5 separate regions of the Mus musculus genome follow, and all the other regions are linked to region 3. Evidence: chromatin loops called from intact Hi-C (ENCODE). Cell type or tissue: heart. All regions are shown on one strand. Region 1 holds the start of Osr2 (odd-skipped related 2). Region 2 has its middle 9.7 kb from the start of Gm22208. Region 3 overlaps Stk3 (serine/threonine kinase 3). Region 4 overlaps Gm32970 (a long non-coding RNA gene). Region 5 overlaps Fbxo43 (F-box protein 43).

Evidence for each region. Peaks named below come from ENCODE experiments on the same cell type or tissue, not always from the same donor. Only the 100,000 strongest peaks of a DNase experiment are listed, where the experiment ranks them.
Region 1: a loop joins it to region 3, with 3 times the contacts of the local background. A loop is called at or near these places in 5 of 42 quality-filtered maps.
Region 2: it touches region 3 in a loop (9-fold over the local background); 11 of 42 quality-filtered maps call a loop at or near these places.
Region 4: it touches region 3 in a loop (7-fold over the local background); 5 of 42 quality-filtered maps call a loop at or near these places.
Region 5: it touches region 3 in a loop (12-fold over the local background); 10 of 42 quality-filtered maps call a loop at or near these places.

Annotation. Positions count from the first base shown.
Region 1 is chr15:35,293,231-35,298,230 of GRCm38, forward strand. It overlaps Osr2 (odd-skipped related 2), which reads left to right and starts at 2,868. Exons shown (of 4, transcript NM_001368665.1): 1 at 2,868-3,237. Gm52178 (a long non-coding RNA gene) reads right to left here and starts at 2,804. Exons shown (of 3, transcript XR_003951500.1): 1 at 1,578-2,804. In heart, no CTCF peak of the experiment used is centred here; DNase peaks (open chromatin) are centred at 2,781, 3,181 and 3,651; H3K4me3 peaks cover 4,299 bases; H3K27ac peaks cover 631 bases; H3K27me3 peaks cover 1,792 bases.
Region 2 is chr15:34,538,955-34,543,954 of GRCm38, forward strand. No RefSeq gene overlaps it. Among named protein-coding and RNA genes, the nearest start is that of Gm22208, 9.7 kb to the left of the region's middle. In heart, a CTCF peak has its summit at 2,197 (motif pointing right); no DNase peak of the experiment used is centred here; H3K27me3 peaks cover 434 bases.
Region 3 is chr15:34,966,522-34,971,521 of GRCm38, forward strand. All of the region lies in intron 8 of Stk3 (serine/threonine kinase 3), which reads right to left. Among named protein-coding and RNA genes, the nearest start is that of Gm52204, 59 kb to the left of the region's middle. In heart, a CTCF peak has its summit at 2,241 (motif pointing right); no DNase peak of the experiment used is centred here; H3K27ac peaks cover 478 bases.
Region 4 is chr15:34,740,139-34,745,138 of GRCm38, forward strand. Gm32970 (a long non-coding RNA gene) reads right to left here. Exons shown (of 7, transcript XR_383919.3): 7 at 4,832-5,000. Among named protein-coding and RNA genes, the nearest start is that of Nipal2, 64 kb to the left of the region's middle. In heart, a CTCF peak has its summit at 3,082 (motif pointing right); a DNase peak (open chromatin) is centred at 3,223.
Region 5 is chr15:36,146,057-36,151,056 of GRCm38, forward strand. Fbxo43 (F-box protein 43) reads right to left here. Exons shown (of 5, transcript NM_001081253.2): 5 at 4,004-5,000. Among named protein-coding and RNA genes, the nearest start is that of Rgs22, 8.2 kb to the left of the region's middle. In heart, CTCF peaks have their summits at 2,427 (motif pointing left) and 2,628; no DNase peak of the experiment used is centred here; H3K4me3 peaks cover 563 bases; H3K27ac peaks cover 411 bases.

The DNA of each region.
Region 1 (5,000 bases), 330 kb after region 3:
TGGCCCCTTCACCGCTCAGTGACTGGAGTGCATGCACTTTTAAGTCGAGCTATGGTCAAGTCATCCAGGCTGCAGAAAAACACAGCAAAAGGTCGCTGTTCCGCAGAAGCTGAAGAAAAGCAGGGAAGGCGACTCATAGAGGGGTCCTAGGGAAGAAGATACAGTTTCCATAACTTGGTTTTAAAGCGTCCAATTTATTTAGGCTGTCTGCAGCACGCAGTCAACTTCAGGGTGTCTGTGTCTGACACCTGCTGGCTCCACCCGCAGACTCCTGGGTGGGCTGGGGACTGCGCTGTGCGCGCGTGTACACACACACACACACACACACACACACACACACACACACACACACCAGCTCCTCTGCTAGGCCTTTTCCCCTTCCTCCCATACCACAAACGTTGGGGCAGCAACCGTTCAGCCCGCTCCAGGTCAGCGTGTCCCTGTTGTCGAAAGCCCAGAGCCGTGAGGACTGAAGCTGACCCGATCCACGGATAAATGAGTAAATTGGCAGCTGAAACCCGACAGGGAGCTGGGACAGCTCCGCGGAGACTCGGACCTGGGGGTGCAGCTGGCCTGCGGCAGACTCGGCTTCTGCACGCCAGGACACCACGGCTCGTTTGGTGGCCGGGTGGGCCAGTTTTCTGCAACGAGGCTTATTGCAGGTCTGTCTACCTGGTGAGCCGGCTCTCTCAAAGCGTGCGGACTTGCCGCCCTCCCACCCCCGAGGTCTGAGCGCGGAGAAGTTCCGGTGCGGGTCCCAGGTGGCCGCCCAGCGGCCTAGAGAAGCTGCGGTTCCGAGCGCGCTCTACTGCACCTGCCCATGCCCGCTGCAGGGCTCAGGCCGCCGGGCCCCGCAGAACCGCGCTGCTACCTGCAAAGATTCTCGGAATCTATCCAACCTTTTTTTCCAGCTGCGGCGGAGCTCGGGCTGGGTTGGGCTAGAGTTCTTCCCAGGCTGAGAAGCGCGAGGTAAACGTGTTTACAGCAACAGGCTGGCTCAGGGAGCTTTCGGAAAGGGGGGTTAGAAATTCCACGGTTTTGAAAAGCGAGAGATTCAGTACTCAATACACACGGGCCCAAAGGTGCGAAGCCTGCTGATGCAGAAGTTGCCTCCACTTTAGTGCAAGGGAACTAGAAAGCACTGGCTCAAAGCTCAGGTCACCAACGGTGCGTGTATGTCCTGGGGGGGTCTGAATGTAAAGAAAGTTCCCTCCAGTTCTCTAAATTGAGAAAGGCTGTTCGAAGGAATGAGGTGGTTGGAAAGAGGGAACCGCAGGCATCCTGGGAGCTGAGGCTCAAGACCAAGCGCTAAAATGAAAGCACCCTATGGAACTCACTCGAGAAACGGTTTTTTAAACCCCCAACTCTTCCTAGGCGTTCTCCTGCGTCCATCAAATTTATTCTGAAGTAGTTAAGCACTACAGGATACTGAACACTCCAGTCTCTGTCCCAGGCTCACTTCCTAATCCTTGCGAACCTACAATTGGTGAAGATGGCCTGCTAGTCCTGAATTACGTTTTACCAAAGAAACGAAAATTAATATTCACCTTGACAAAAATAAAACAAAAGGCTTTTACCTTAATGGGATCGTTTCCGTAGTGTCTGCCTGCCTTCCTGCTTGGTCTTTGACGATTCGGCTCGGCTCGTAGCTTTCTGCTTACACCTATCCATCTCCTCACATAGTTGAGGTTATTGTAATTGTCCTTTGAGGGGGCGACCGAAAAGCATCTTTTGGTGAAACACGTTTGAATTGTACAGTTCCTTTAAAAGATCTATGGTTCTGCAAGCACCAGCTAAAGTGTCCTCAAGTGGTTTGGGACGAGGGACAGTTTGCTTAGTTCTGTTCCGGCGGCGCGTTGCGTCTGAAAAGAAGTTGCTTCAAGTGGATCTTATCGTTCCCTGACATCCTTTTCCAGAGGGACTGTAATACCCTCTCATTTACACGCTCACAAAACTAAACCTTTAGGAGAACTAAGAAACCTAACAGTACATGTCAAATTCAATCAATTTTCCTGGCGGCTGAACAATGAACTCAATTTTTGCTGAGAATGAAGATAATGCACGTTTTGAGGCACTGGAATAGTTTTTTCCTAAAATTTAAAAAAGATTGTTCTTCACCCATTCCAGATGGGCAGGTTATTGTTTGCCAATGGATTGCAGATGCCCACTCCTTTGCCTAAGTTGGTTAACTGCTTATGAAATGTACATTAGCTGATTAAAGCTTAGATATTGAAAGAAATTTCTCCCGGAACATCCAGATGTCTCTGCACTAATTATGAAATTAGTCAATTGTCACCTTCATAAACAAACTTCGTTTTGAAAACAGGGAGGAAACCAGACTACACACATAGTCACAATTGACCAAAAGTATGGGCAGAACTGTTTTACATAGGAGGAAGGGCGGTATATGCTGGAAAACAAAATCTAAAACTGATAGCTTTGGCCCTTTGAAGCAGATGATCATATTAAAAGTGTTAAGATGTGTAAAATGACGCGACAGCTAACCGAGTAAAAGTACGAAATGCCCTTTGGACTTCTCTGCGGGCTTGGGGGAGCAAAGATCCAGTAGTCGGACTTCTATCGGTGTGAGGAAAGTGTCATCCAAAAAGAGGGGATGGGCGTTGTCTTTGTGTGAGGTTTGAATTGAGTCACCTTGGGCTCTGTGTCTGGGTTAACTGGGAAAACCTCAAGCAAACCTGCGCCTTTAAGACTCAGTTGCTATCCAAACACAAGTAAACAGAGTGGACCATTAGCGGGCGCCGGGCTTGGAGGCGGAGCCTGGGCGCTGCAGCCTTGCTCCTCTGCAGGACGCCCGCCGCGAGGGGAGGCGGGGCCGCTACTAAAGCCTTGGACTCCGGGCCAGGGGCAGCCTGGGGCGGGACGCGGGCTGGGACGGAGCTCAGCGCGCTCGCAGCCGGAGGGTGATGGCCCTGCAGGGCTGCGGGCTCCGACTTTACCCGCAGTCCGCGGTCAGAAACTGGCCCAGGCACCGGGATCTGGGCGAGCTCTGAGCACTCATCCCAACACGCTCGCTCTTTACACATCCCGCTTCCACGGACTGCCGAAGACCAATTACCGCTGTCGCTTTCGCTCCCCCAGATCATGTTCTCGGTTCCCGGGACAACGCGCCGAAAAAGAAGTTCTCCCAGTTTGGACCTCATGACCTTTCCAAGCTGTGCGTCCTGCTGTCCGGACCTAGTCTGAACCGCGCTGCCCAGGCAGACATCGGTTCTGGCGGTGAGTGTCCTTTCCAGGGCCAGGCTGTAGCCTTCCAAAGGAAGGGAGGGATGTGGGTGCTCAAGGGGCGCCCAGGTTCTCAGTCTGGAGCGCTACAAGTTCAGAAAATGAAAGGCAGCCGTGCGGACCCTAGTCCCGGGCCTCGTGTTCTGGCCTCCTCCGGTCCCTGCACGCGACTCCCAGCTAATACACTCAGTTGTACTTTTGTGCGCTGTCCCTTAGTTTGGTTTTGGTAGATTTACGCATTCGGCAAGATTTATAAAGGCCGATCATCGTACTTTGTGGCCAGATCCCATCACCCCGTGATATTGCTCCCCTGCTCTAGAAAGCGGGATCCACGCTTCCTCCTACTGCAGCTCCGGCACTCAGCACGGAAGGGCCGGGACACACGGTGCAATCAAGCCAGCGACTCCGAAGGCGCATTTCACAGGGGAATAGTCCAGTCATGGGTGATTATTTTTTCCAACCGTGTACTGGCCTCTTGCTTTTCCTCCTGCTCCGGTCTTCGCCCAGAGGCCAACAGGCAAGCTTCTCAGGAGCTGAGACGCTTGGGTTGTCGAGAAATAGCTCGGAATGGAGTCGCGGTTGTAGGAAGGAGGCAGGACAAGGTGTTTGTGGAGGCAGCAACGCTGGATCGGTCTCCCCACCTGTGAGCAGAGAACAAAAGAGTTCTGACTGCTTTCGAAGCGAAACTGGGTGCAGACAGCAACTTTCTCTGCTCCACAAATTCCAGTCTTGAACAGAACAAGAAAATGAAATGGAGAGGGAGGGAGCGGAGACAAACCCAGTTTATGCGGAGGGCGCCTTAATTTAATTAACTCTTCGGGAAGGCAGAGGCACGGGGAAGGGGCAGAAACTTCGTGCCCCCCCCCCACTTGACCAAATTCTCCTCCCCCACCATGATCGTAGATCTCTTTCTACTATAGCTCTCTGGCTTTTACACAGTTCTGCTGTGTTTGAACTGAAAATCAGCGAACATAACCATTCATCCATCTGTCATTTTACTCAGAAGCCCATACACAGGGTCTAGCAGATAACGCCGAACGATATTATTATTATTATTATTATTATTCAATGTAACATCACTATTACCAACGATTGGAGAGTCTTTATCAAATAATCAGGACCCCTGTGCTCTCCAGTGTTTTTAAAGTTTTACCAAACTGAAATTAATATGTACTTTGCTGACAGCCAGCGAAATTAAATTTTACAAATCGTCTAACATGCCTGAGAATTCCATTGAAAACCGATGAAAGAAATGTAGCTTTCTCTCCATTGAACCGTTTATGACTTTTCATGGTTTAACTTTCCTCGCAAAATTAAAGGTAACCAGTGGTCCGAAACATGCTAGTGGAGAGATGACAGCAGAGGGCCCATAGTTAGTGCCTGAGATGGAGTAAGTCCGCAGCCCCAACAAAACGAAAGTACCTTAGTTCCATGGGTTGACTTGAGCGATGATTTGACTTACATTGCTAGAGACTAAACAGGGGCGTGGGAATCTGAACTCTCTGGTTATTTATGTTTGGTAGGTGTTTAAGGGCACTCTATTTGTAAAGAGATATCAGAGGGCAGACTGGCTTGCTCTTCCTCAAACCAGATGACTCTTCCTTGCAAAGAAAGCAAACTTTCTATGAAGTGGCAATTTGGGAGTAACAGAAATTATAAGTCTCCTTTCTGCAGTATAAATCATTGGGAAGAGAAGAGTGGCACTCGGATTTCTGTAGACAGAATTAAGATTGTGACCTTTATGGCAAAGTTAACTT
Region 2 (5,000 bases), 430 kb before region 3:
CTCTGTTTTCTACTGACAACTCTTTGACTCTGTTCCACTCCACCTAGAGGCTGGGGAGGAGGTGGCTGTGATCTGAGCCCTCTCTATGTTCCCAGGTAGAATTTAGGCACAATTTTATAAGTCAGGTGGAGGTGTCTACCAAACTGTATTGACCATAGAAACAAGCTCAAACACGACCTTGAACAAGAGTCCCCAAACCCAGCATGCGGCTTTTACAGAGCCACCCAGGACTCTTCACTTCTCTCATTCTCAGTGGGGAAACAAAACATCAGTCCTGCCAGCGTGGCGTGGAGTAGATCTGCAGGCTTCCAGCGACCTCACTCAGGCACTAGTTTGTCAAAAGTGGAACACTAGGCTTGTGATCCATGTCATACAACCACACTCTCATCAAGACTCCCATTTTCCTTTCTAGATGAGGAAGCCAACACGGAGAGAGGCCACTGACCAGCCAGCCAGTAGGAAACAGAACTCAGGCTGTCCTAAGTCACACACACACATTGTGAGATTTACCAGGCTTTCTACATCAGAGTCATGCAGGTGCTCCAAAGCACACGAGAGTCACACACTGCCTTGTGTCGAAATTGCTCAAGCTTTGGCGGCCAGAGAAGACAGTTTAGGAGTCCGGTGCTCAGGCTGTCGGGGGAATCTGGCTTCCTTTGTCCTGGGGTTGCTTTGGAGAGCCACGGAATCCTGATAGATTTATTTTCTTTGCTTTCATTTTGCCTTGATATACTGGTGATATTTATGACTCCAGCACCACCCACATCATTCATCTTGCCCTTGTTAGGTGTGTGTGTGTGAAATGCCTATGATTACGTCTGCCAATTGGCCCACTCATGCTGAAAATATTCGCCAAAACAAGACAATAGCACACAGCCACCTCGTACCCTGAAGGGACGTAAGGTGCTGTGTGGCACCTTCTGAACCCTGCACTCCCTGGAGCTGTAGCCTCTGCTCATGCCCTACCCAGTGTGGGTCTTCTGGGCCAATAATCACTGTAGTCTTCTAATCTTGTCCATAAATCACGGGCCTGGCTTCCAGGCCTTTGTGGACATTGTTACTGGATTCTAGCAGGGATTAAGTTCCTGCTCATGTGATAGAACCCAGCCAGCCTTTCCATCTGTCACCAGTCCTTTCCAGGGTTCTGGTTCTTTGCTGGTCACCTGGGACCCTCACTGCAGATAGTTAGGGAGCACTCGAAGGGTATAGATTATGGGATGACAAGATGTCAGCCTGGGCAGGTGATTTGGATTCTCTTGTCCCACCTGGACATGGAAGAAGCTGTGTCCTAGAGAGTGGACAGCATGTGTCTAAGTCACTTAGCCACATAACACAGCTTCTGTGTATGAATTGAAGCCAGAACCTCCTGACGCAGTGGGCACTCCTCAGGACCAGGGTTTGGAAAACATGTGCCTTCTTCCGTCGAGAGGATTGCTCACCCATAGTAGATGTGAGCTGTAAACTGTGCTAGATTTGGATCTTTGTCATTCTTTCTTCCTCTTTGGATCATTTCAACTTTCTCCCAGTGGGTCTGCAACTCAAGGGGCAGAACTTTCAAAGACCTACTTGGGATGACGGCAAGATCCATAAAGATGGGCTTTAAACCCCGCCCTTTTCAGACTGAAGGACCTTGGGGGAAGTTACTTAAGCCCTCAGGTCCTCAGTGTCCTTGTCAACAATGGAGATGGCACTAAGGCTCCCTTCATCCCCCTCGCTGAGCTGAGATAGAATAACAGAAACTTAAGTGCCTTGTGTTTATATTTGCTAAGTGCTTGCATGTGCCTGCCAGGGAGCTTTAGCGTAGTTTATATGGATTATTTATTTTAATCCCCATAGCAATTCTGTAAGCTGTGCAATCTCTTATTTTGCAGAAAGGCTGCAAAAGATGCTTCACTGAGCAAGTCCACCGAAACAAAGTGATTGTCTAGGGCAGCACAGCAAGAGAGTGGCACCTAACAGATGGCAGTCACCATCCTGGCCAACATGCTCCTTGGTAAAGGCTTGTCACAGTCCGTCATTTCCCTTTTATCTCTCTCAGATATGACCTCTCATTAGCAATCTGTTGGAAGATGGACACTTAGCACACAAAAGCTAAAATAGATAGTTATTCTGAGATGTTATGGGGTTGAACATGGCCATTTGGGGACCCTCCAGAGTTGTCCACTGAGAACATGCAGTACCCAAGTATAACCACTGGGTGGCAGTATGGACCAACAGTGACACTCCCAGAGGTTCAGTCCCTAGAAATTAAGGGAACTACTAGCCCTGGAGGGATGTTCCCTGGAGCCTTCAGGCAAATGGGAAGGGCAGCTGCTTCTTTAGATTCAATGGCTGTTTGTGGAGCTCCAGCTGCAGACCAGGGCCTACACTCAGAACCAGGAGATGTAAGGTTTGTTGCTGTCCCCAGACACTCTCTTCCATGTGGAAAGGCTCCATCCAAATGATGAGGAAGAAAGTAGGACATTATGCTAGACCTAGAAAAATAAAAATTGAATTTGCTATACTAAGCTCAAAAGAGACGCTAGGTGTTTGACCCTAGATCCTCGCACCTTCTCTAGCTGCTCTCTCCGAAGCAAAAGAGACTAAGAGGATTCAGCCTTTAGGAATGCTCTAATGACCATATCCCATCATTCACAGTTAGTCTCTCTCATCTGCCCCGGGAAGGTTCTTTCAACTTCACACCGCTGCCAGCATTGCTACATGCCTCCACACTGGCCTCTTCCCTTCTGACTCTAACCTCCTGTGTGTACATTTACCACATTATACAGAATGGTCAGTTTACACAAGTGCCTCACTGAACTGACTGAAATGTCACTGGGGGCAGGCAGAGTCCCTGTGCTCAGCACCTACAGCCTGTCAGGAAGCAGGGAATCCCCTGGGCACCCGCTCCATTTAACCGAGTTACTGGATGGAAAAAGGACACACATGTTTTTTTAGCAGTTGTTACCCACCTCAGGCCTGGCACAACCCTGTGCCCTGGCATTATAGATACAGGGATGATGGATACATAGATGCCACGACAGACAGACCTGAAGGTCTCAATGGCTTTACACACCCATAGGACTTAGATAGCTGTCTCCCATCTTGATACTACACCGTCTAGAATATACCTTTCTGAGGCTGCTTTCTGGCTGTCTCTGGCTGCTGTGAATAAACCCCACAGGTTGGTCAGTGGCTTATCAGACACTTATTTCTTATTGTTCTAGAGGCTGGGAGGTTGACGATCACGGTGCTAGCAGACTTGGCTCCTGGTGAGATCCCTCTTCCTAACATTCATACCCTCAATTGTAAGCTATATTACATCCCATTTTGAAGAAAACAGGGAAAGCACACTTACTGCACTGTGTGATTGAACGTTCTGCTCTCTCTCCTTCCTTCCCTTACAGACTTCCCACCCTCATGACCTCACCTGAACCTGACTGCTACCCAAAGGACTCACCACTCAGTGCTACCATGTGGGGTGAGTGTCAGGGCTTCAACGTGTGTGTGCACATGCACTTGTGTACATGCGTGTGCACCCATGTGTGTGCGTGCGTGTGCGTGTATGTGTGTAAAAGCTCACAACCATGTTGTCAGTATCAACTTCAACTTCTATGGAGTGGTTTTAGTCGAGCTGTACAAATCCAGAGGTGATTTGCTTACAGCTAAATCTCCCAAGCTGGCCTTGTTGGCCTTCCAACAACTAAGAAAGCACTGATTTGCCAGTCATTCAAGTGAGCCATCTCGAAAGGGGACCATGCAACCTCTGTTCAGCCTGGATTTAGTGTGTGTGAGTGTGCATGGAAGCCACGATGACCCTGAGTGCCCGGGGTTAGGTGTCATCCTACTTGTTTTCTGAGACAGGGTCTCTCTCTTTCTCTCATATGCAGATTTATATATGCACACATATAAAGAGGGCAGATACAAGTAGTAAAACTAGAAGTTAGACTACAAAAGGGTAAAAATAGGTTTTTTTTTTAAATTAAAAAATGTTTAATAAGGAAGGTGCTGATTACAAACCCCTGCCATTTGGCCACATTATTGTTTAATTCTAGCCGACAATTGCAGTCGAAAGACCTGTTAGTGTTCTGTATAGTGCTGTATGATGCTTGACACATACATGAAACATGCATGACACACACAGCACTGAGTTCAGCATTGTCAAGACTACTCAGTCTTGCTCTAAATATTTCATTTGGCTTAATTTGTGTAATTTACATGCACACTCAGTGACAGGAACACTGTCATTTCTCCATGTTTCTGGGGGAAGAGACTGAGAAACAGAGAGACTTAACAACCAGCCCTCTGTCATACAGACAGTAAGTAGAATGGCTTTTGTGTGTGTGTGTGTGTGTGTGTGACTATTGAGAAGGGTGTTGTTTCCCTAATTTCTTTCTTTCTTTCTTTTAATTAGGTATTTTCTTCATTTACATTTCCAGTGCTATCCCAAAAGTCCCCCATACCCCCCCTCCAATCCTCTACCCACCCACTCCCACTTCTTGGCCCTGGCGTTCCCCTGTACTGAGGCATAAAAAGTTTGCATGACCAATGGGCCTTTCCACTGATGGCCAACTAGGCCATCTTCTGATACCTATGCAGCTAGAGTCAGGAGCTCCAAGGGTACTGGTTAGTTCATATTGTTGTTCCACCCATAGGGTTGCAGATCCCTTTAGCTCCTTGGGTACTTTTTCTAGCTCCTCCATTGGGGGCCCTGTGATCCATCCAATAGCTGATTGTGAGCATCCACTTCTGTGTTTGCTAAAAATAGGTTTTAAGAGAACAGCTGAAGGCAGAAAAAAACCAGAAGAAGACACATAACACGAAAAGACAGTGAACTAGGAGACCTGTGACATGGACAAGACAGTGAACTAGGAGACATGAACATGGAAGAGACACTGAATGGGAGATGTGTGACATGGAAGAGATAGTGAACTAGGAGACATGTGATTCAGAAGAGACAATGAAGTACAGGCCACTGAGGAACGCTGGAAGCCCCCAGTTTGTTCTTCAAGGTATGGTTG
Region 3 (5,000 bases):
CCTCATACTTAGAGACTCATTCAATGCAGCACCTGAGACAATGACAGAAATAACCTTAAAGCTGTCCTAGAGGATCTGAGACAAAATCTAGCTAATAGCTTACAGGCGCAGACATAATAAACAAATGGACATACTAATGAGAACAGTAAGAAATAAGGGCGCTGTTGCTGCTCAGAATTAGGCTCATCACACAGAAAGCTGCCTCTGGCCTATAGAGTAAAAATTAAGGGCAATTAGTAGTCCTCTCAACTCAGAAGGGTGTAAAAGCAGAAAAATTCTGTCTAGAATGGAAACTAAAAAGTCAATATGATACCATAAAGAGATCGCACCACAGCGGATGAAATGTCTTACACCCTGGAGTCTGTATCAACTACTTGTTAAAAGAGTGCTAGGAAACTAAAGGTAAGTTGGAGAAAAAGATTGAAAAGAGGCTGGAATAAGGTCAGAATTGAGAGTCAGCCATCAGGGTAATTAACGCCCATGCAAAAGCAGGTTAAGTATTAGCAGAAATTTTACAAGCCAAATTTGAAAGAAATCATGAGGGGAAAACCAGTAATCTGAAAATCTTTTGAACAAATTTAATGATTCAAAAATAACTTCAACATGTTGGACCTAAAGAGACCAAACTGACTCTAAAAAGTGTGTGTGTGTGTGTGTACCTGCAGGATCACAGTGGGTCTGAATAAATTGAAGAAAAATAGTATAGATATTACTAGTTATTTATAAGCAAAAGTGATGTGATGGATCTTGCAACTTTAACACCCAGTGAAAGAATCAAAAACTAATTTTTTGTGTGGTAAAAGAGCTGATGACATCACCATGGCCTGTATAGTGCAAGGTCCTTGAGGTGGAGCAGTCAAAGGTCGTGGAGTATTTCCCTCCCTCGTATCTGGACAACTGATTCTGGTACTGTGATGGTTTGAATAGGAAGTGGCCCCCACTAGCTCACAGCTAGAAGCACTGTTTGGGGGAGGTTATGGAACGTTGACACAGAGAGCCTTGGTAGGATAAATCTATCATTTCCATTTCACTGTCTCTGCTTCCTGAGTGATGACATGGGAGCTGCAGCTGACTGTCCTGGTTGCCACAGCCCTGCCTATCTCGTCACTATGCTATCTCCTAGAACATGACTCACAGTAAACTTTCATTCACAGTCACTTTTTAGGTCATGGTATTTTACTGTAACAACAGAAAAGTAACTAGTTCATGGATTCATTGAATTCATTGATAATGACATACTAACATCCTATCAAAAATATGAAATTAGTTCAGCTAGAAGAGGCAAAAATTCAAAAGGTACTACTATAAATTTGCTTAAACATCCCCAGTTACTGAGGAACCACTCCAATTACTGCCCCAGAGCAAGGGGAGACTGAAGTGACGCTATGGAACAAATCAGGGAATCCCACTTAACATAAAGAAAGGACGGCATTGCCATTCATGTTACACAGAGCCTTGTCTGCTGCTTCCATGCACAGCAGGGCCACTAACAGACAGCTAAATCTGGTCTCACTAATTCGGTGTTCAGCGCACCTGTGCTTACTACTGAGAAAACAGAGACTATTCTCCTTCAAAGAGCAGTTCTTAAGCACTTTTTCTATGTCTAAGCTTGTAAAACAATATAAACAACAAACAAACAAACACTATAGCTTACAAAACAGTATAAATCCAGTCACTCAGTATTATTAAGACTTGTGGTACCTGAAACTATGCACTAAGAACCCTCTTCTCGCTGTTATTAGTAGGCGGTCCTTCTACTTCAATGCAAGCACACCAGCCCAGCAGCATATATACCTGCTGCCTTTGACACACCTGTCTTTAACAAACAGAAACTTGATGAATCCCAAACTTTTTACATGTTAGCAGGCATGTCTTAAAATTATATCAAAGCTTTCAGAAACCTCAGAAGTCATAAAAGACTTGTTCATCAGTAAAACAAGCGTAATGGTGAGAAGCCGTGTGGGCAGAACTTCAGAGGTTCATAATGCAAGATTGTACAAGTTCTTGGCATTATACTAAAAGTTTCCAAACAAGAGATTATTCCCATCCCCTATGCATGGTGCTGATGTACAACAGAATAAATTAAATGGTAAAAGTAACCCTAACTATGGCTTTTACTTTTCTCTCTCACAGCCAAAAAGCTGTCAAAAGGTTAGTAAAATATAAAAGAAGCTTACAAAATCAGATGTTTTAGAATAATAGTTTTGACGATTCTATTGCTATAAGCAATTTAGAAAATGTCCACAAGAGGGCACCACAGAAAAAAAGAATACAATTTCATTACCCAATAGGCTCATACAAAAGGTTAGTATTACATTAACTCAGTACCTTTACCAGAAATAGACGGGTAGTCATTTATAACTTCTAACCAAGACATTTAGGACTATTATCATGACTGTGATGCCATTATAATTTAATAAAAGCTATTATATTTTATAAAAACACTTTATACTTCTCAAGGAAAATAGATGTTTTCAGCATTTGGCAATTTTCAGAATAATTTAAAAATAATAGATAAAGCTAAAAAAATAGTTTAATAGTAAATATACATATGATTGTATTCTAAATGGATTTTATATGAATTAAGATATATCTTATGTCCCTAGAACAAATATTAAGAGCTAATCTGTCATGAAAAATTTCCTTTTTGATATTCCTTTGTAAAAATTTAATAATGCTTCATAGAAGAATACTACCTGCATACATTTAAAGTTGCTGCTATTAAATAATTTTAACAAATCAACTTCAGAAATATAAAGTGCAAAAGAAGCAGCTTAAATTCTAGGAAAAAGATTAATTAGGGTAACAAAAAAATAATTCTTCCAACCCAAATATTCACATTTCACTTAACCACTGCAGAAGAAAGATTTCAAATATCAACGTTCATAAATGAAGACTCAGGATGAGAATTCCTTATAGAAGATGCTCCAACCAGAGTGTTTCAGATTTTGTTAGAGTTTATAATATTTACTTAGATAGTTGGTATTTTAGAAAACTCAAATCTAAACATGGAATTTATCTATATGTAACTCCTTACAACATTACATTCAGACTTGTATTCACATGCTTTCTCCAACCCAGGTATGAAACTTTTCATTACGGAATATGCCAATACTCAAAATTCCAATTTTGGAAGGTTTTATAGAACTCAGATTCTTTTCCTGAGGAATGTTGAACATTCTGTGGTAATGATTATTTTATAGAGCTATTCTAAATGAGTAAAACGCAAATGAAATTATTATTGTTGTTGTTATTGTTAGAAATATGTATCAGTGCATTGAGACATATAGATCCTCTGTCCTTGACAAAGTTAAAATTACACAATTATAGTGAGACAAGGCTGATCCTATGCCACCATGTGCCATACCCAAACACCATTGGGAAAGAGCTGGTCTCCCAGGAGTGCTGACACACCTGTGAGCACAGATGAGACCACCACTTCTGCTCAAATTCCTGGCCAAGAGAGACCCTCCCAGAGCCATCAGGACTCAGGAACCAAAAAACAACTGGGGATAGCATCCTTTTGGTCTCGTTCTGCACCCAGGAGCTGACCCTGTGCCATAGCTCTCCATACCCAAAGTCCTCCCAGAAAGAACTGGTCTCTGAGGGGTACTGACACACAAGCTTGCAGGAGGGAAAGGCCACAGTCAGAGACAGCAAGAACAGCTAACACCAGAGATAATCAGATGGAGAGAGGCAAGACCAAGATTCCCAACTTAAAGAGCCTGTGAATATCTTCAACAAAATTATAGGAAAAAACTTCCCTAACCTAAAGAAAAAGATGACCATGAACATACAAGAAGCCTACAGAACTCCAAATAGATTGGACCAAAACAGAAATTCCCCTCATCACATAATACTCAAAACACCAAATGCACAAAACAAAGAAGAAATATTAAAAGCAGTAAAGAAAAGAGGTAGAGTAACATATAAAGGCAGACCTATCAGAATTACACCAGACTTCTCACCAGAGACTATGAAAGCTAGAAGATCCTGGACAGATAGGTGTCTTAAAGACCTTAAGAAAACATAAATGCCAGCTCAGGCTGCTATACCCATCAAAACTCTCAATTACCATAGATGGAGAAACAAAGATATTCCATGACAAAACCAAATTTACACAATATCTTTCCACAAATCCAGACCTACAAAGGATAATAGATGGAAAAAGCTAACACATGGAGGGAAGCTACACCCTAAAAAAAGCAAGAAAGTAATCTTCATTTAAAAAACCCAAAAGAAGATAGCCACATGAACATAGAAATAATGTCAAAAATAACAGGAAGTAACAATCATAACTCCTTAACATCAATGGACTTAGTTCCCCAATAAAAAGACATAGCCTAACAGACTGGATGTATAAACAGGACCCAGCTTTTTGCTACATACAGAAAACGCACCTCAGTGTCAAGACAGACACTACTTCAGAGTAAAGGGCTAGAAAACAATTTTCCAAGCAAATGGTCCCAAGAGACAAGGTGGAGTAGCCATTCTAATATAGAATAAAATCAACTTTCAACCAAAAGCTATCAAAAAAGATAAGGAAGAACAATTCATTTTCATCAAAGGAAAAAAAATCTACCAATCTGTTTAACAGAACACATGAAAGCTCTATACCAAAATCTACCAAGAAGAACTGTCAATTCTTAACATCTATGCTCCAAATGCAAGGGCACACACATTCATAAAAGAAACATTACTAAAGTTCAAAGCACACATTGCACCTCACACAATAATAGTGGGAGGCTTCAACACCCCACTGTCAGCAGTGGACAGATCATGGAAACACAAACTAAACAAAGACACAGTGAAACTAACAGAAGTTATGGACCAAATGGATTTAACAGATAGCTACAGAACATTTCATCCTAGAACAAAAGAATATGCCTTCTTATCAGGACCTCATGGTACCTTCTCTAAAATTGACCATAACAAAACAGTCACAAAACAGGCCTAAACAGACACAAGAAGATTGAAATAATCCCATGCATCCTATCAGA
Region 4 (5,000 bases), 230 kb before region 3:
AGCCTTCTAGGTCATCAATGGGAGCAGATGTCTTTGGTCCTATAAAGGTTCTATGACCCAGTGTAGGTGAATGCCAGGGCAGGGAAGCAGGAGTGGGGGGGAGCACCCTCACAGAAGCAGGAGGAGGGGGGAGTGGGATGGGGGGCTTCGCTAGGAGGGGGGAACCGGGAAAGGGGACAACATTTGAAATGTAAATAAAGAAAATATCCAATAAATAGAAAAAGAAAAAGAAAATGGTCTTGTCAAAGCCATCAAATTTCCCTGAGGCATACATATAGCCATTTCAAAAACAATAAACGTCTGAAGTAGTCTTAGGTAAATGTATTTTTTTGATCTAATCAATTTCTCAAGAGAGGGCTATAGAACAGCAAGGGCTGCAGCCTCTCCAATAAGTAACGTGAGTGTAACAACACTCAAAACTTCAAGGAGTAGGAGACACTTAAGAGAGTATCTGCTACCTTGGTCTCCATGGCCACACCCATCCTAAGGCTGTGAGGCTGAGCCCAGGACCCAGGGGTCCCACTGACTGCACAGTTCCACAAATACTATTAGAAAGGCGTGATGGACCAGCTGTCCACTAGTACTCTTCTCTAAGTCTTTCCGGATCTCAGCCTTCAGGGCAGGTAGTTTTCCTTACCCCTGGAGGTAGGATAGTCCCATGTAACTAATACTGACCAATTAGATGTGAGAACTTGATTACTGGGGGGAGGCCTTGAAAATGATCTTTTTTCTTTACATGACCACTGTGTCTCAAATGGTGGCTTCTCCATCCATCACACATTTTACAACCCAGCTTGTGATGGGCAAGCACTGTAAGCAGAAAGAAGTCCCTGAGACTTGGAGTGTGTTCCTGTGGTACACCTTTTCTGTCATGATAGATGGCATGCCCCTGGGCAGGGCCATCTGGAAACAACATTTGAAAACTCTAACTCAAGCACAAAGTTTGAGACACAAATTTCTCTTCCCTTGGTCCTGGGTCTCCCATGAATTCCTTGCCCCACCTAAGAAAGCACACAGTTCTCTAGTAGTGATTCTACCATAAAACTGCACTGGAGGAATGTGTCGCTTGCTTGGACAGGGGTGATACCCAAGGAGTATTGGTAGAGTTTCGTTAAGGATCGTGACGGTCCAAATGCGGAAAGAACCGTCCCTTTGTTTAGCCCCATTCTTGTTTACAGAAAGACCAGAACCTGTGGCAGGGGAACATGTACCCCCCAACTTCTAGATAAAGATTCTTACAGTGTCCCCAGTGCTGAGAAAGCAATGTGAGGAGAAACTTAGAAGTGTGGAAAACACAGCTGAAGGCCTAGGGCACTCCGCACACTCAGCTCCCAAATGTGGGAATGCTATGTGATGAGTTTATGAAATATAAAAGTCAAATGAATTTTTCATGAAGAAGTTATCTTCCCAAGATGCAATAATGGAAAATTCCTTTCAAGAACTGGTGTTTAGACCTCACAAAAATGCGCGGCAAATTGCATTGTGATTTATTTGTCAATGTTTTTATAGGTTAGGCGTTACTTTCTACCCCACAGCTGGAGTCAATTTTTAATATTTAAAAGTGGAAAGAAAGCAAAACCTAAACACATCCAGAGATGTCTGTTTTAGATTGAGCTTTTCCCAAACAGTGCTGTTTAGAACTGACCCCTGAGCATGGTCGGTCAGCTGCCAGCTGGCCTTTACTTCCCTGCAACACAGCATTAAAATACCTGGACTGGGCAGACTGCACATAAGACCTCCTAAATTGTAGCTGGTGGGTCTAGTGTTTATAACCAATTTCAAATGCATGTAGCCTGTCTGCCCTCTCAATTGAAGAAGCAAAAGTCTTTTTTGTTTTTTTACTCTAGATTTTCCTTCATGCCCCTAGCTCAAGGTGCTGTGAGCACGATTTTCAGGTCCAGTGGTTTCTGGATCCAGTAGATGGCCAGGTGAGTGGGAATCCCCTTGGTTACTCCTTTTTTGTTGCAAGCAATCCAACTACAAAAGAGCAAGCTGATTCTTTCAACCTCGGAGCTCCATGAAATCTAGTCTGAAAACTACTCAGGGCTCACCTTCCTGGGATTCCAGGTCAAAGAATATGCTGGATTTGCACTTGAGAGCTCATGGAAATATTCAAATTCCCAGCAAAGAGATCAAGCCTACACCCCTAATCTTATTGCTTGGGCCAAATCTACTTGAATGTGGGCTTCATCCTACCATGTGACCAAGCATTTACAAAATGAGACTGGGTCTCTGTTTCGTGAGAGATCATACAGTAGTTCCAGCAGCACACTATGTGTGTGTATGTGTGTGTGTGTGTGTGTGTGTGTGTGTGTGTGTGTTCATGCTCAGTTGTAGCTTCTACACCTGAAGCCAGCCATCATGCCGGCACTGACCGTTGCTAAGGGGGGCATGTATGTGCTTACCAACTACAGGTTCAGTAACACACAACATCTGGAGGGAGGGAAAACAACCCTAACTGTGACCGACACAGTTCCTTTGGGTAATATGGCTGATACCCTGCTCATGAAGGCGGTGTTTCTCTTGTCCTCTCCTGCTTTCTTCCTCTTGATCATTCTGGAGCCAAGACCCATAGGAAGAGTTGATTTCTTTCCAAATTCGTGCGTTGGTCTTGTTGAATCTGCCAGCCCAGGGCTGCTGACACCACCCCCAGTCAAGCTATGAGAAGCACTAACCACTTCATAGACACAAGCCAAAAAAAAAAAAAAAAAAAAAAAAAAAAAAAAAGCCTCCTTTGTAAGGTATGGAAATGTCAGACGTGCGAGAATTGGGCATCATATTCAGCTACTGTGCCTTTTCCTCAGCGCTCTCAACAGGAGCAGCACCCCAGGAGAACCCCTTCGGCATGCTGCCCCAATAGCATCAGAGACATAAGAGATGATGATGATAAGTGATTATTTCCCTGTCTTAAAAGGTTTTCTTGTGTCACAGAAAGGATTTGTCATGGATTTCCTTCTAAAAGTACACACCCTAAACCCACTTCCACACATGATTCGATTTAACCCGAAAAATCTTTATAAAACACACCTAAATGCTTTTTGAGATACAAGGACAACCACGACTAAAGTGCAGCGGATCTACCCGCCAGCAGGGGGAGCTCTTCCCCCTGGTTCAAGCTGCCATTCCAGTTCTCTAGTGGTCCACCCTTTTGCTCAAAAAACTTTGCTTGGGTTTAAAGAAGGTGGAGTAAAGACAGAAGCCGGCTGTCCAAAACAACAGATACGGGGACGGGATGCGGGGGAGGAGGGTGGTGTACTTTATCCCGAGGGCAGAGGACAGCTACTAAAGGATTCTCAGAAATGTGCGGCTTTGTATTGAGGCATCCTGTCTTTTTTGGCTCAGTATCTGACCTATTTGAGAAATCTATTGAAACACGCCACTTGGCACCGATTGTGATGCTGTTAGAGAGTTCATGGGCAAGACATTCTGAGAAAGGGATTGAAGATAAGCATCAGGAGGAAAGTACACTGCCTCCAGAAAACCAAGAAAGGCAGAGCCACCCTTGAGCTGGACCGCAGTGCAACACAATGCACGCATGGAATCCAAACATGGTCCAGAGACCAAAAGCTCTCATAAGCAAATGAGGAGTGACTTTTCTAAAGAAAGAGCTGGGAAAATGGTATTTCCTTCCTGTGCTGAGAAACAAAGTAAAGATACTCTGGGGAAAAGACGTGAGCTCCTAGGCACACAACTGGGTGCCATCTGTCACCCGCAAACAGCTGTGGCATGGAGAGTACAACCACATGTCTTTAGAGCTTCCCAAAGGAACCAAGAGAAAGTGACGAAAAGGCGAAATCAGTGTCTTCCTAAACGCTTATAACAGAATCAGGCTGCTGGGCTCTCCTTCCTGGGTGACTCTATTTGGCTTCTCATGACTAGATCCTCTCTAGCATCCAGCATCCAGGAGGATCTTTAAATCTGATCTTCTTAGAATCCCTCAAGGGCCTTCCATTACCTCCAGGCTAGAGTCCTAACTCTGTAATGTGATTTGGGAGAGCCCTGCAGACTCTCATCCCCGAGGCCACCATGTCTCAGTTCTTGTCCTTTCTGCTCTCTATGCCTTTCTGAAAGCCTTGCAGTTTTGTGTTTCGGGTGGTTCTGGAGGCCAATGTCCTTCCTTCTGTCTTCCATCACAGTGCTGGTTAGATGTCAAATGCATGTTGGACACTGTCCTGGAGATGGAGACCTGCAAATGCTTTCTCTTCCCTGGGTTCTACCACACTCAGGGTCTCGTTCTCTCAGTGTGTCCCCTTCCATATCCTTTTCCTCGTTTCCGTTAAGATATGGAATTATAAATTACTTCATTATGGGAGCCACCTTGACCCCACAAGAGTGGAAGAGACATTAGACTCTCCCCTAAACAATTCTATGCTTAATCCTTCGGTTTCATTTGTATAACTAGCTACTGACCCCTCGACACCACCATAAACACAAAGGTGGGGCTTTCCTTGCTGTATCTTCATGTTTAGTCCTGCATCTAACACTCCTTGAATTAACAAGGTTTATTATTAATGAAGTCTGGTCTGTGAATGGTATAGTCCTTGTCATATGCTATCTGGCTTCCCTGGTGCACTGTAAGGAATATTCTTCCTTCTCTGGAAGCTCCTGCTTATAGACAGCTCCATCACCTTAATATTTTATGGAACAGCCATTTTTTCAGATTATGAAGGCATTATCTCTGCTTAACTGAACACCAGGGTAGAGTCTAAGGCTCATGGTTCTCTTTGCATTCCAGCAACTAGATAGCTTTGTTAACAGGCCAGTTGGCTAAAGCTATGTACTGTTCATAGTTACTTTGTGTTGATGTGACCAAAATATCTGAAACAAACCATTTAAAGAAGGAGAAGTTTATTTTGGCTCAGAATATCAAAAGGGATTTCAGCCAGTGGTGGTGAGGAAGGCATGGGAGTGGAAAAGTGTGGAGGAGATGTCTCAGCACGGTGAACAAGAGAGCGAGGAGAATGGGCCCAGAGCAGGGGCCAAACAAGACCTTGAAAGGG
Region 5 (5,000 bases), 1.2 Mb after region 3:
AGATGTTATATTATTTGAAGTCATGAAAGAACATTGTTTGTCAAAAAATCTCAAAATTTAATGCCCTAAGTACATGTCAGTAGTTGAGGGCAGGAAGGAAGCCCAATAGCTTGAATTTCTTATTTACTAGATGCAAAACCAACAGAAAATGGCTTTCTACTAAGGCAGAGAGCAACACACACAGAGGTCCCTGATGCGGGATGGGTCTATCACTCCAGTTCCAGATGATCTGATGCCCACTTTTGGCTTCTGTGGGCACTGCAAACATGTGACGCTCAGACACACATGCAGCAGGCACTGAGCTAAGTAAGACCAGTGTCTAACAGCAAACAGCCAGCATTTAACTCCAGCTCTAGACCTACCAGTGAAGACAGAGTCTACCTCTCGGCTCATTTAGACATTTCTTTTCTGGAAAAAAAAATACTGCTAATAGCACCTCTCTCATATAGTTGATTGTTCCTAACACACATGTGTACAGACGTTTAGTTCACTGCCTAACCAAATTAAAACGAGCTACCAACAGAGCATGTTGGCACATGCTTTTAACCCCAGCAACTGAGAGGCGAGAGGCAATTGGACCTCTGTGAATTTCAGGCCAGTCTGGTGTACATGGCCAGCAAGAGCTGTGTGGTAAGACCCTGTCAAAAACAAAACAGAAAACAAAACAAAAACCCAACAATATGTGGGGATGGGGAATGGGATAAGGGGTTTTCGGAGGGGAAATCAGGAAAGGGGATAACATTTGAAATGTAAATAAAATATCTAATCAAAAATAAATTTTAAAAAATATGTAACAAGTTTCATTGTTTACATTGGTGTCCCTGTCTCTGGCTCCCACAATCCCTCAGTCATCCTTTGCCTGTCTCTGTAAGATTAAAGGAACATACCTGGCGAAGTGGGGAGGAGGGGAGCGGGGAGAGACACAGCCCTACCCCAGAATATTTATCTTCTCAGGAAATAATTAAAGAGTACTTATCCTTGATCACAGTGAGAATCTCAGAAAGGAGACAGCACCTTACACTTCCCTGACAGTCAGGGGGAAGACCAAGGGAGCCATGTTAGAGTCCTTTGACAGGGTGACCCCTTCTCCCTAACCTCACCAAAGAGGAGTTATCTTGGAAAGAAAGGGTCTGCTAAACACGGGACTTCCCTTCAGACTAAGGATTGGGAGCACCGTGGGGTGGAGGGATTCGATGTGTTGGGAAGAGAACAGAAAAGCTCGGATACATCCAGGGAGCACAGCACAAAAGAGCTCCAGCTGCCCCACGGAGACAGCCAGCCTCGGGCAGGAGGTGGCTAATCAGCAGGACCCCTTGGAGAAGTCAAAGCTGCTTAGGTAAAGCAAGAAGGGAGCAGGTGATGGAAGTCAGAGAGCGTCCCAGGCAGAGGCAAAAAAGGATTGGAAAAGCGAACAAGGTGAAGGAAAGATGTGCTGGTTCCGTTCTCACTTGAAAATAAATGCAAGTAACTAAAAAATAACCGCAGTCAAAGTCTCCTGTGCAACCTCAAAGGAAAAGGAGATTTGGAGAAAGTCCTCATGTCCACTGACAACCCCTGTAGCCATTCAACTAAGCCTCTGTGCACAGCCTATTATGCAGGAAGCATTTTACTGACAGTTTCAAAGGTTAAAGATGGCAGTAAACATGGTCGAAAGACCACAAAAAAGGATAAATACACAACTCCAGGGAGGTAGAATTTTCATCTTGTCAGACATACCAGAAATTGACACATGAAAAGAGAAGATGAACGCCAGGGTTAACAGTCTGTACAGCAAGAGAGGGAGGGAGTGGGAGAGAACACACCGAGGTTGGAAGAACGAGATGTCATCGTGTCTGGAATAAAGTGTGCAGAATGATCACTGGAGAGACGGTTTAAAGTCTACTCCTTAAGAGGAAACAATGTGGTGTGGAGACACAGTGAAGAGCAGACAGCCTGGAATTAGGTGTTTAGAGTGGACCTGTTGGGAATATTCGCAGTAATGTAGGCAGGATGTGACTAAAACCCTAACCCTGTCCCTGTCCCTGCAGGATGTGACTGAGAGCCTAATCCTGTCCCTGCTTCTGGCAAGACAGGAACTACCTGAGGGAAACCATTGTTGGCATGACACTATTATAGTTGCTCGCACTTATCTGTCTCCACAGTCTGTGGTGAGGAAGCCAGGAGCACAGGGCTGGTGGGAAAGTTAATAGGGAGCACAGACTAGGGTCCACCAGCAAAGGGCTCTGCAAAAGACTTGCAAGCCAACCAAATATTTTAATTACCAGCTCAAAGTAATAACTTTTCCCCAAATTTATTCTACATATACTTTTTAAAAAAAAATTAAGTAGAGAAACACTTCCCCTATTTGAAAATGTCATAGTATATGTCAAATTCATAAAAGCTACATTTACTTGTAGAAGGCCTTTAACACCATAAATCAGTCTTTGGTGCCCCCTAGCGGAATTTCTTAGTATTCGGTTAAAAATTAACTATTTAAAATGAGTAATTTGATCTTATTCTTTGTGAATTTTACATCGTGCACCCCAACCCACTCATCTCTCTGTCCCTTGGGGAAGCTGTAGGGTGTCACAGTTTTGAGTGTTCATTGCACTGAGTCATTTGAGGCCTCTGGCTTCTGCTACCCTCTCTATACTGGATCTTCACAGGGGCTCCTGTTGCTGTCCCGCATCCGGGAGGTCCGCACAGCAGGCGTTTTCACACACCCAGCACACCATAACAGGGTAGGTGTCGGGTGGGCCAACTCAGAGCCCTGGGTCTGTGCCTGGGTTGTAGCTGAGTTGGTCAGCCCATCAGCTCTCCTGCCTGCCACACGTGACTAGGAGAATCTTGACCTTTCCCCTCCGTGGCAGACAAGGGGTGAGGCCAGCTCTCTCTTGCTCATGCCCTTAGGGCTGCCCAGGGGTGGGGCCCTGCTCTCCCACCACCTGGGGCAGTTCTACTGTGCTGTCCAGGCCAAGTGTGGGGCCTGCTCTCCTGAGTGGGCAGTCAGTGAGGGGCAGGGCCAGCTCTCCTGCTCTTATGACCTTGGGGGCCAACTCTCCTATGTGCTTAAGCGGGGGGGGGGGGGGGGGGGGGGGAGGAGATCTCTCCCTTGTCTATGCCACCCCTCCACAATAACCTGATATTATTATTATTATTATTATTGTTGTTGTTGTTATTATTATTATTTGCATTGGTGTTTTGCCTCCATGTATGTCTGTGTGAGCGTGTCAGATCTTCTGGAACTGGAATTACAGACAGGTGTAAACTGCTGTGGGTGCTGGGATTTGAACCTGGGTCCTTTGGAAGAGCAGCCAGTGCTTTTTGACTACTGAACCATCTCTCCATCCCTGATCTGATCTTTTAAAATGCTGTTAGCCAGAAATAACCTAAAGAAATGACATAAACAGGAATGCCATTTAGTAAGTGCCCAAGTCCTCAGTATAATCTTTGTATCACGAATTTACAACTGCGATTTATGCTATGGTTAAGCCAAGGGAATGGAACTTGGCTTTGGGGGTGGGAAAGATGGCTCAGAGGTTAAAAGCAAGTACAACTCTTGCATAGGCTTTGCACAGGTCCGACGACCCACACCTGTAACTCTAGGTCCAGATCTGATACCTTCCTCTGGCACCTACACTTCTGTACATACCCATACCCAGACACGCGTAAGGCCACAGGGAGTGGGCAGTTCCAGATAGGAAATGAGTCCGGGATGAGCATCAGGACCGAAGCCAATGCACTAAAATGCACCCGAGAGCCTCTGGCGGATGCAGGGAAAGACGGAGGGAAACCGTACAAAATTGGTCCTGGTGCACAAGATGCCTCAGGAAATTAAAAAGACACCAAGATGGGTGTGGTGGCCTATAATCCCAGCACTCAGGAGTCTGAGGCAGGAGGATTACTTCAAATTCAAGGCCAGTTTAGCTATGTAGTGACTTCCTTGCCAGCCTGAACGTCAAAGTAAGAGTTTGTCAAAAGAAAAAGAAGAAAGAAAAGGAAAAAAAGAGAAACACTCAATTTAGAAAATATGTAAATTTTAAATTTAATTATTAGTTTTAATTTTAACCACTTTCTTAAAATAATGTGTTCAGAGCTACATTGAAATATGTGTGTATAGTATAAAAACACATATATACAGCAATCACCTACATATACAAAATACAAGTGTGTTGTCAGTTTCCCTCGTATGGGTCTGGAGAGATGGCTCAGTGGTTAAGAGCACTGGCTGTTGGTCTGAAAAACTCGGGTTCAGTTCCCAGCATCCACATGACAGTTCACAACTGTCTCTAACTCCAGCTCCAAAGGATCTAATACCCACACATAAATGCAGACAAAACACCAATATGCATAAGATAAAAATAAATAAATCATCATTTAGAAGTTTCCTTCTTGAGGCCTGATGTAGTGGTGCAGGACTCTGACCCCAGCTCAGGAGGCAGGTGGACTTCTGTGTGTTCAAGGCCAGCCTGGTATACATAGTGACTTCAGGAGACCTAGAGCTACATAGTGAGACCCTGTCTTCAAAACAAAACAACAGTAACAACAATGACGAAATGATGACAAAAACAAAACAAAAAACCCAAAAGCAAAACAAGAGTCCTCTCTTACACTTTTTTCAGCAATAAAAAAAACTTAGCTCTTTTTGCCACTGATCTATAACAGAGCTCACTCATTCCCAAATCCCTCTTGGAAAAAGGCACATTACAAACACATACAAATTATAATGGCCATTATTAATAACTTCATATTTTTCCCATTCAAAACCCATCATTTCTGCCCAGCCCAAATCTTTTAAAATATCAGAATCTGTTACTATAATTCCAGATTTTTAAAGTACTTAATTAGAAATGTGTGACTTGCCGGGCGTGGTGGCACACGCCTTTAATCCCAGCACTTGGGAGGCAGAGGCAAGCGGATTTCTGAGTTTGAGGCCAGCCTGGTCTACAAAGTGAGTTCCAGGACAGCCAGAGCTAAACAGAGAAACCCTGTCTCGAAAAAAAAAAAAAAATGTGTGACTT